Regions from separate parts of the Mus musculus genome. Here region 2 is linked to region 1. The links are chromatin loops, found by intact Hi-C in ENCODE. Cell type or tissue: heart. All regions are shown on one strand.

Evidence for each region. Hi-C counts contacts between places; a loop is a spot of excess contacts. Peaks named below come from ENCODE experiments on the same cell type or tissue, not always from the same donor. Only the 100,000 strongest peaks of a DNase experiment are listed, where the experiment ranks them.
Region 2: a loop joins it to region 1, with 2.3 times the contacts of the local background. A loop is called at or near these places in 2 of 42 quality-filtered maps.

The regions. Positions count from the first base shown.
Region 1 is chr8:79,560,403-79,565,402 of GRCm38, reverse strand. No RefSeq gene overlaps it. Among named protein-coding and RNA genes, the nearest start is that of Otud4, 77 kb to the left of the region's middle. In heart, a CTCF peak has its summit at 2,525 (motif pointing right); a DNase peak (open chromatin) is centred at 3,222; H3K4me3 peaks cover 716 bases; H3K27ac peaks cover 2,006 bases.
Region 2 is chr8:79,337,542-79,342,541 of GRCm38, reverse strand. It overlaps Smad1 (SMAD family member 1), which reads left to right. Exons shown (of 7, transcript NM_008539.4): 7 at 2,750-4,147. The coding sequence ends at 2,893. Among named protein-coding and RNA genes, the nearest start is that of Gm4890, 45 kb to the right of the region's middle. In heart, a CTCF peak has its summit at 2,796 (motif pointing left); DNase peaks (open chromatin) are centred at 1,091 and 2,811.

The DNA.
Region 1 (5,000 bases):
TATATGGTGAATTGGGTCAGAGTCTCTCTCTGTGTAGTGAGGCCTGCAATTTTACCCACTGAGAAAAATATTCACTTTGATGTGTGCCAATATATTAATTCATGCCTTTTTAATTAATGAAGAGCTTTGTGAAGTTCTTTTGCACCTTTAGGCAACAGTAAATCAAACAGGTTTAAATGACTTGGGGAGCTGCCTCAGTGATTAAGAGGATTTGCTGTGCTTGCAGAGGACCTGGGTCAGTTCCCAGCACCACCTGGCAGTTCACGACAACCTAGAACTCTGGTTCTACATGATATGACAACTTTTTCTGGTCTCTGGGGACTCCTGCACACACATGGTCACATATAAGCACTCAGGCACAAAGACATACTCAGTCACTCAGTCACTCACTCACTCTAAAAATGTTTAAAAATAAGAGTAAAACAGGTGTTAGACTTTTCTCTTTTATACACATAGACATACTCACACAGACACACACATGCTCACATCCTCACACACACACACATACACACACACACACACACACACACACAGGCTCACTCACACACACAGACATACACATACAGAACCCCACATACAGATCCATTCATACACACAGACACACACATACAGAATTTCACACACACAGAGACACACTCACACACACAGATACACAGGCACATTCACACACAAACATACACAAACACATGCAGACACACTTTCACAATACAGTCACACAGACACACATTCACATACATAGACATACACACAGGCACTCTTTCGCACATACAGTCACACACATACAGATACCCCACACAAGATACACTTACACACAGACACACACTCATACACAGATAAACAAGATCACTTATACATAGACATACACATACAAACCCACACACAGACACACTCAGATACAGACACACACACACAGACAGACACACATATACAAAACTTCACACACAGGCACACACACAGACATACATACACACACAGACATACACATGACACACACAAACAGAAACCCGCAACAGACAGAAACCTGCAAACAGTCACACACAGATGCACATTTTCACAATACACTCATAGAGACACAAACAGACATACACACTCATATACACAGGCACAAATGCACACACAGGCACACACACACAGGCACACACACACAGGCACACACACACAGGCACACTCACACATACAGGCACACACAGATACTCCACACAGACACACTCACACACAGACACACATTCACATACACAGACACAGTCTTTCATACACAGACACACACACAGACACACACACACACGATTAACTAAGGGAAACATGAAAGTCTTCTGAAATATGTTCGTTAATCACCAGCTTCACACAAGATCTCAGAAAGTGTTGGTATAAACCCCCGTGTACGCATATTTACTGTAGCACCATTGGTCAAAGCAAGCCACCTTGCCAAGCACAGAGAGAAGCTGGAGGGGACTCTAAGGGTGGGGATTTGATGAGGTGTGATTTCCCCACCAAGGGAACTGTTCTGGAGTTGGTAAATAGAATCTGGGTCAGCATCTATTCTGAAAAAATATAGTAATTGATCCAATTAAAATTGGCTTTTAGTATTTCTCTTTGTTCCATTACAAATCTGTGTATGTTTTAAATACAACTATAATATAGAAACTACTAAGAAGAATGAGAAAAACATCACTCAAAGCTTACTACCTAATAAAATATTTCTCAGAGTTCATTACAAATGATTCTAGAAATTTATGCACACACACACATGCACACACACACACACACACACACACACACACACACACACACTGACAGCGTCTAACTCCAGGCATAACCCGACAGCTGAGCCACCTCACCATTCCCTGGTCCTCTCATTATTCTAATATTACAAGTGGTACCTTTGCATCTAGAGGAAATGGAGAAAGCGGTGGCTCTGGGGGCCATGCCTAGGAACCTTATTTCTCTTGTCAGTGTTCTTGGAAGAAAATGTGTATGGAAGTTGGCAGATAGAGAGCAGGGGTCAGCACAGGAGAGAAGAGAACAGAAGTTAAGAATGTGAAGTCTTTATCTTTGGGCGCATATTTTCTCAGCCACCAGACTCCTTCATGGGAGGCAACAACACAGTGGCCTTGAGGAGGCTGGACGGGCTTAGGAGAAACTGAGGCTTTGTTGCCAGGAGCCCACAGTCAGTCATCCAGTTGCTGTCCTTTGTGACTGCCCCTTTCCTTTGCAGCGCTATTCTAAGAAAGATGGGTAAGACAAGAGGAAGGCAAAGTCCGGTTAACCCCTTGCAGAAAGCTGAGGCCTTTGAGAACATTCGCTAATTTGCATGGTGCCAACTTGCTCCTGTATTCCGAGGAGAGCTGAAACAAAATTCAGGAGGGAGTTAAAGTTGTAAACTAAGAAACACGAGCTTTCTAACGATCCTGATTTATTTTATTTTATTTTTTACATAAAAGTTGCACGTATGAGTGTGTGTATGTGTGTTTGTGTGTTGGTGGGGGTGTTAGATTCGAGCACATGGGTGCAGTGTCCATGGAATCCACAAGAGGGCGTTGGATTTCCTGAAACTGGAGTCACAGGTCATGGTGACCACCCAGCATGGGTGATGGGATCTGACTTGAGAGCAGAATACGCTCTTATCAGTTGAGCCGTCTCTCCAGTCCTGCTTTTGGTTTGATAAAAATGCATATATCTGTGGACAGATATTTGTTCCATAGTGTAATATTTATTTTTATTACATATGTAATATAGCATAATAGCTTGCCCCCTTTTACAGTATTATCTATATATTAATTTTATCCTAGCTTGAACTTGTGGCTTGATAGGTAGCCCGGATGAGTCATTCGAACGAGAAAAGACATGATCTCATGAGCGTTATTTTAAAAGTTTACTCCATTATTCAGAAGTTTTTATGCTTCTAGAAACATCTCTGCCTCCCCAGTGGCCATCTGAGGACAGTGAGATAGCTGCTTCAGGGAAGAGAAGAAAAGAGTGAGCTGCTGGAAGCAAGGCTGAGGGTTACAGCTCACTGCCAAGTGCTCCAGCGGGCAAGGGCGACCCTCCCAAAGGCAAGTCCCTCCTCTCAGACCTGCAAGAGCATGACTTAGTGCAGATCTACCTCAGCAGCACGGTCTACCTCAGCAGCACGCTTCCTTCTTAGCTGCAGGGAGGGTAATGTACAGGAAAAGGTGACGTAATGATTGTCTCACTTTCCTTATTCTCTCCCAGATGAATAACCATCCACAGCAGGGGTGAGATCACTCACTATTAGTGGAATAACATCTGGTGAGCTAGGGCCCCCGGCCGAACTGTTGTTGGTTTGAAGCTATATTTAACCCTCGGAGACTCCACGATTGTTAAGTTTCATGGATCACATATGCAGCCCAGCTACACGGTGAATGTCTTTTTAAAGGGCAAAGAAACGCTCCTTAAAGGATTTTAACATGCAAGCTTTACTTTTCCTTATGAAGCAAGGCATTCACCTTTCTCAAAGGGGATCCTGGGCTATTATTAGAGTGGACCGTCTCAGACATGTGGCAGATGCCCTGGCCCTCTGACTCAGGCTCGGATGCTTGCCATAGCTGTCTAAGTTTAAATTTCAAATCGCAGATAGGAATCTCTCTCCTTCAATTTCCATTCTTATCCTTAATTTCCAGGCAGGCCTGCCATGCTGACAGTGGTGAATCTTGCGGAGTAATCTATCTAATAGATTTACCGTAAATGATGAATCATCTGGTACTTAAAATCTAATGAGCAATGCTCTAAGTCAATTTGACTTTTAAAAAAATGCGACTCAGCTAAGGTCATCAGTTAAATGTGCTAATGCAGAGTAACATAGAGGCTCAGATGCATGCATAGTCACAAAGCTGGAACACTCTGGGGTCTGTCCTGTGCCAAGGCCTTTAGGGCCTTAAAACTAGGACATAAAGGAGAAATGCATAGTGGTGCATGCCTTTAATCCCAATACTTGGGAGACAGAAGCAGGCAGACCTCTGTGAGTTTGAGGCTAGCCTGGTGTACATAGTGAGTTTCTGGATAGCCTGGGTTACTTAGTGAGACTTTGGAAAATAAAATAAACAGGCAAGTCACAATATGTAGCAAACAAGACAAGAGGTCATTTCATAACGACCAGGGACAGGCCTTCAATTTCAGGATCTTCTTATTTTTCCCCCCGACAAAATGTAGTAGTACTTTGTTGTAAAGATGCTAGTAAGCTGTTCTTCCTAAAATGTAAAGAATCGGTTGTGCTAGCCTAGGCTAGCAGACACAAGGGCCTGGGTTCAATCCAGAGAGCCACAAATGAATGAAACAAATAAAAACATCAAGTGTGAAAATAACCTTAACTTATTGAAAAAAATATAGAAAATACAATTAATTCACCATGATTTTAACAAAGCAGATCTTTGGGGCACAGGTTAATATTCTTTTTCTTACACTCATTTATTTTATGTATGTGTATGTGTTTATGAGTGGGGATGTATGCATGACTTGGAACATGGTAGATATCAGAGGATAATTTGTATAACGCCATTCTGGCTTTGTTGCCAGCCCCTTTATTTCCTGAGCTATTGTGCTGGCCAGGTTGGTCTTTTAAACTGGAGTACATGCAAACATTTTTCACATTATTAAATATTCTGCAATTTTCTTCTAAGTTGCCATGCAATATTATATAACATGGGTGTACTGTAATTCATTAAACCATTTCCCTACTGAATACTGAGTATGCTTCTAATTCTTGCCATTATTAATTAAGGCTATGAAAAAAATATGTGTAGCTAGATCTTTGCTCCCATAGATTATTTTTTCTTAATATTAAATTATGGAAATAAAACTGGTTCAAAGTGCATGCGTGCATTAAAGGGTTTTAATACCTGTCGAGCATAGCTTTATGCAGGTATGAGAGGCTTCACGTTTCCCTCCCAGGAAATGATGGTGTTAAGATTGGAGATGCTGTGTAGTTCCTTGCCTCAGTCTTCCTTCGGCTTCCTATCTATGTGGTAAGAGGGCTAGAGCAA
Region 2 (5,000 bases), 220 kb after region 1:
TCTGATGGCAGCACACTCTAGCAACTGGCTCGTCTCTGAAGTCTCCAAGATAAGTCTTTATCCCACTTCACCGTGAGGAAGAGTGCTAATTACAGACTTGGACCAGGCAGTCGTCTTTCCTGTGCCGTCTTCAGAAGCTCCGTGGCTTGTTGCAGGGCCTGTTTAGTGGTTTGTTCATCACTGGGCGATTCCAGAGCCTTGCTTTGCTCGGCCTCCCCCAGATCAAAGGCATCCTGCCCCCTCCTTAGCTGAATGTGGCACCTCCTTAATATTAAAAACTAGTGCCCCTTAAAGAAACTGGCCTGTATACTATGTGCAAATGTGACCAAGGAGCCAGTCCTTGTTCACTGTTCACAAGTGCCACTTAATTTTTGACTTAGCATTTTGGTTCAGGTGATTTACCACCTACTTCACAACGTGGATTTCGTTTGGGGGAGAGGACTCTCGAGAGTGGGGGTGTTTGAACTGTGGTCGAGGCACAGGGGCTGTTCTCAGATCTCCTTCTCATGGTCTGTAAAATGGGACTGGCTCTCACTGGGGCTTTGGTAATTATGCCTGAAGTCCCTGATGGACTGTGATTATTGAATTCTTGAAGAAGTTTTGGCTCCAGTAAGCTGTCTCCTTGGCATTTGTTTCCTACTGATTACACAACTAACAGTTAAATGTTACTTTTGTACATTTAAAAAATTTTGCACTAAGGTATTTAAAGTTTTTTGTTTTGTTTTGTTTTTACTTTTATTAGTGCATGTATGTGTGAGCGCAATGTGTGTGTGCTGCTGGAGGTCAGAGGAGGGGGTCAGATCTCTTGGAGCAGAAGTGAGATGTAGATTGTTGTGAGCAGTCGTGGATGCCTGGAACCAAACTCAGGTCCTCTCTTAACGGTTAAGACCTCTCTTCAGCCCAAAGCTGCAGATTCAAAATTTATTGACTTTTTTCTTTCTGCAAATACTTTATCATTATTCTAAAAAGAAAATACAAAGAGGGGAAAAGACACATCTGAAGCCTCTGCCTCCAGGATGCATGCGGCTTCCTGTGGCTTTATTAGGGACGGGACATGAAAGGATGTAATGCTTACAAGAATGGCATCTGTGCAAGATAGCGTGGATGTGGCTGGGAGTGTGGGATGGACAGATCCTATCTACTAAAAAGCTGGCAATGGGCTAGAGATGGCTTTTACAGAAGGTCAGAATCCTGTTCTCATCGGCCACATCCCACAGCTCATAATTGCTTGTATCGGAGACCTGGATGCCTCAGATAGGCGTTCGTAGATAAATCCACACTCAAACGGTGTCCTGCAACAGCAATGCGACTCACAGGGACTGAGCAGGAGTTGCTAGGCTTGCGTAGTAAGTAAGCGCCTTTGTCCAAGAATTCACCTCTAGCAGTGTTTTCTTCTTGAAATGGGTGTTGGGGTGCAGGTCCTTGCGATTGCATGGCAAGCCCTCTGCAGGCTGAACCATCTCCTTAACCCATATGTGTGTGTGTGTGTGTGTGTGTGTGTGTGTGTGTGTGTGTGTGTATGTGTGTGTGTGTGTGTGTTTCAGACAGGGTTTTACTCTGTAACCCAGCTGGCCTGAAACTCACTATTCTGTCCCAGCTGGCTACAAACTTATGCCAATCCTCAGGCCTTACCTCCCATGTGCTGGAATTACAAGTGTGGGCCACCATGCCTGGTTCCCCTCTGTCCATCTTTGTGGCAGAGGGAATAAAACCCAGGGTCTCTCATATGCTAAGCAGTACATGCCACCACTGAGCCCTGTTAGAGCAGTCGCTTGCTACATTCTCCCCTTACCACTGAATACAGACAGTAGAGGTCGTGTCAGACAGACTAATATTCTGTTTCTTCCCCACTCTGGAAGATTAAATTCTTCTACCTGTCAACCACACAGATCTCTTGATCTTTCAGTCTCAAGTGAAAGTGGAGGGAGGATAGTTATGTACCCCAAAGTTCTTCCCAACACCTAGTCATTGTCTTGAAGTGTCAGGCTCCATCATTCATCTGGTCAGGAAGGTGGCTTGCTACATGGTATCAGAATGATCAATTAGGACAATAGTATTCAGTAGAGGTCACCATGAAAGCCAGGAGTGAACGGCTGTCCTATAATCCTAGCACTAGTGAGAGGCTGCGGTAGGAGGATTGCAAATGACTTCAAAGTCAGTCTGGGCTACACTGAGTTTGAAGCTAACATGGGTGACTCAATGAGACCCTATCTTAAAAATTTTAAAAAGTAAAATGGTGTTGGTGTGAACAAGAGCACAAACTTGTGATTGACCCTTGTTTGCAAAGAGTTATGGCTGCTAGGGTCTGGTACATACCTCTTTCTAGCAATTTTAAGAAATATATCTGAGCAAGAACTTTTAAGACAAAGTTGGGTGTGTGCACTCCACCTGTGTTGTGTGTGTCCCTGGGTTTGAACATTCAGCAGCTACAGTTATATGCAGGTCTGTCTCTTTAGACAATGAGTTCCTTGAAGACAAAGGGCTGGCTGACATCCTGCTGGGACTAAAGAAGTGTGCCACCCACCATACCTGACAAAATGGGTCATCTGGGGGGTCCTAGGATGGACTTGAGTATTCAATATATATCCCAACATTTACCGACTACATATGTATGCATTTGTGGTGTGCTGTTCTTGTCAGATGTTACCATGAGTCCAAGCAGGCTTCTACAAACCGATCATCTGACCTTTGTACCGAATCACTGAGACTAAGGAGCTAACTGATCCCCAGTGTGCTTTCTTTTGCCTAGGGTTGGGGAGCCGAATACCACCGGCAGGATGTTACCAGCACCCCCTGCTGGATTGAGATCCATCTGCATGGCCCTCTCCAGTGGCTGGATAAGGTTCTGACCCAGATGGGCTCACCCCACAATCCTATTTCATCCGTGTCTTAAAAGACCTGTGGCTTCCGTCTCTTGCAAACTATCGAGCCTTGCATGTACTTGAAGGATGGACAAGTCAGACAGGATGGAGACCTGACGAAGGAGCCACGATAATACTTGACCTCTGTGACCAACTATTGGATTGAGAAACTGACAAGCCTTGGTTGATAGCAAGAACCCTTTCAGTTTACATTGTGACATTCTGTTGTAAAAATCAACTAAAATGCTGACTTTCAGCAGGACTTTTGTGTATAGTTAAAAAAAAAAGAGATGGCCAAGCCAGGGACAAATTATCTATTAGGAAAAAAGAAAAAAATGATTGTAATCAATCCTTTTGTGTGGGGTGTTGGCAGAAGGTTGGCGCTGATAGTCTTTCTGAAGTGGGCTTTCATCAGGCTCAGAGCCCACGTTGAATCATCTTCTCATGGGTTTTCTTAATATTTTAAAACTACTTGTTTAGAAATGAATGGGTTTTTTGTTTGTTTTTAAAGTACAGGTTAATCGTTATGACATGCATAGTAATCTTTCTGAAACTGTATGCTGGCTGTATTACTGTCAGAATGATGGCAGGCATATGCTCTTTGCTAAATATGTATATACAGAATATTTGGAGGTTATGAATAGTCTAAATGGCTAGTGGGTTTACAGAGTATCTGAGGGGCGGGGTCGGGAAGAAAACGACGGCTGCAAATGTAGACTATACCGTAAAGCTCAGCTTGCTGCCTTAAACAGACAAGCTGGTGTCTGAATTTGCTGTGTTTCAGTTTTTGTAGAGTTTTATCTGACTTCTTTTCTTCTGTCTTATCCGCTCCACGGCACAGTTAAGCAGCTGGTTAATTCCTCTAACTGTGAGAGCAGATGAGTAATTCCTTCTGTTCGCAAATCAACTGGCTTCGTGTTTCAGTACCCAGTATATGAAAAGCTTGAATTGAATGAGCAGTTTTTATGGAGTTTACAGTACAGACATAGGCTTTGATTTCCAAATAAATTGTTTGCCAAACCTGGTAACTCTGTTCATTATTCGCAGGATTAAAGATCTCTCTATTGGAATCCATTTCAAAGGTTGTTTTTTTTGTTTTTGTTTTTGTTTTTTGTTTTATTTTGATTTGTTTTTTTTTGTACTATTTGGTTTCTTTTCTTCTGTTAATTTTTTTATTCTCCTTTGCTCTTATACAGCGAGTACTTTTATTCCAACACTAGCAGGGTTTTTCTCTACTGGAAATTTTTAAATAAAACCTGTCATTATTGCTTACTTTGATTAAAAAATGTGTCATTTTTTTTCTTTGCATGTTAAAATTTTAGATCAGTAAGATATGGTGCTCTTCTGAGTGCTCTCTGCCTGATACAAAAGCTAAATTACTGAAATGAAGACGTGAACCTGAACTGCTAAGAGAGCTGAGTGATTTGGAATTGGAAGAGTAAGGGTACATAAAACTGGAAACATTAAGGGAAAAACTAAGTGTGTAAACTTAAAACCAGTTTCTTGAAGGCAGGTGGGATATGTACCATGGTGTGCCTGTGCAGGTCAGAGGGTAGCTTGGTCTGTCCTCCCATGGTGTGGGTTTCCGAGATTAAAGTGAGGTCTCCAGGATTGACAGGCAACACCGTTACCCACTGAGGCATCTTACCAGCCCACCGATAGATAATGTCAGGAACTGCAGCAGCACGCTTAGGTAACCAGAAGAGAAGATTTGGGAGTTAACAGTGCACACAAGGGCAGCCATGGGAGAATGCAGCCAAGATGGCTAGAAACTGAGGCTGCACAAGAGAAAATGGTGACCTTGGTGCAGTTTTCCTGGGATAGGGCTGGTCATTCCTCTTATCCCTGACTGCACTGGAACTCGCTCTGTGGACCAGGCTGATCGGAGATTTGCCTGCCTCTGCCTCCCAAGTGCATGTGCCAACCACTGCTCAGCTCCACCAAGGGGATTTTTAAAAATTTATTAAAAACAAAAAACAATTTGAGGTCAAAGTTTCTAGCCACATAAATGTCACTGTTTCTCCTTATATTCTTTCCTAGACTTGGTTCACAACCCCAAAATTTCAGAATCTACTGCCTCCCACCATTGGGAGAATGTCTTATTCCCCTGAAACTACAAAATGCAACCCTAAACAGTGG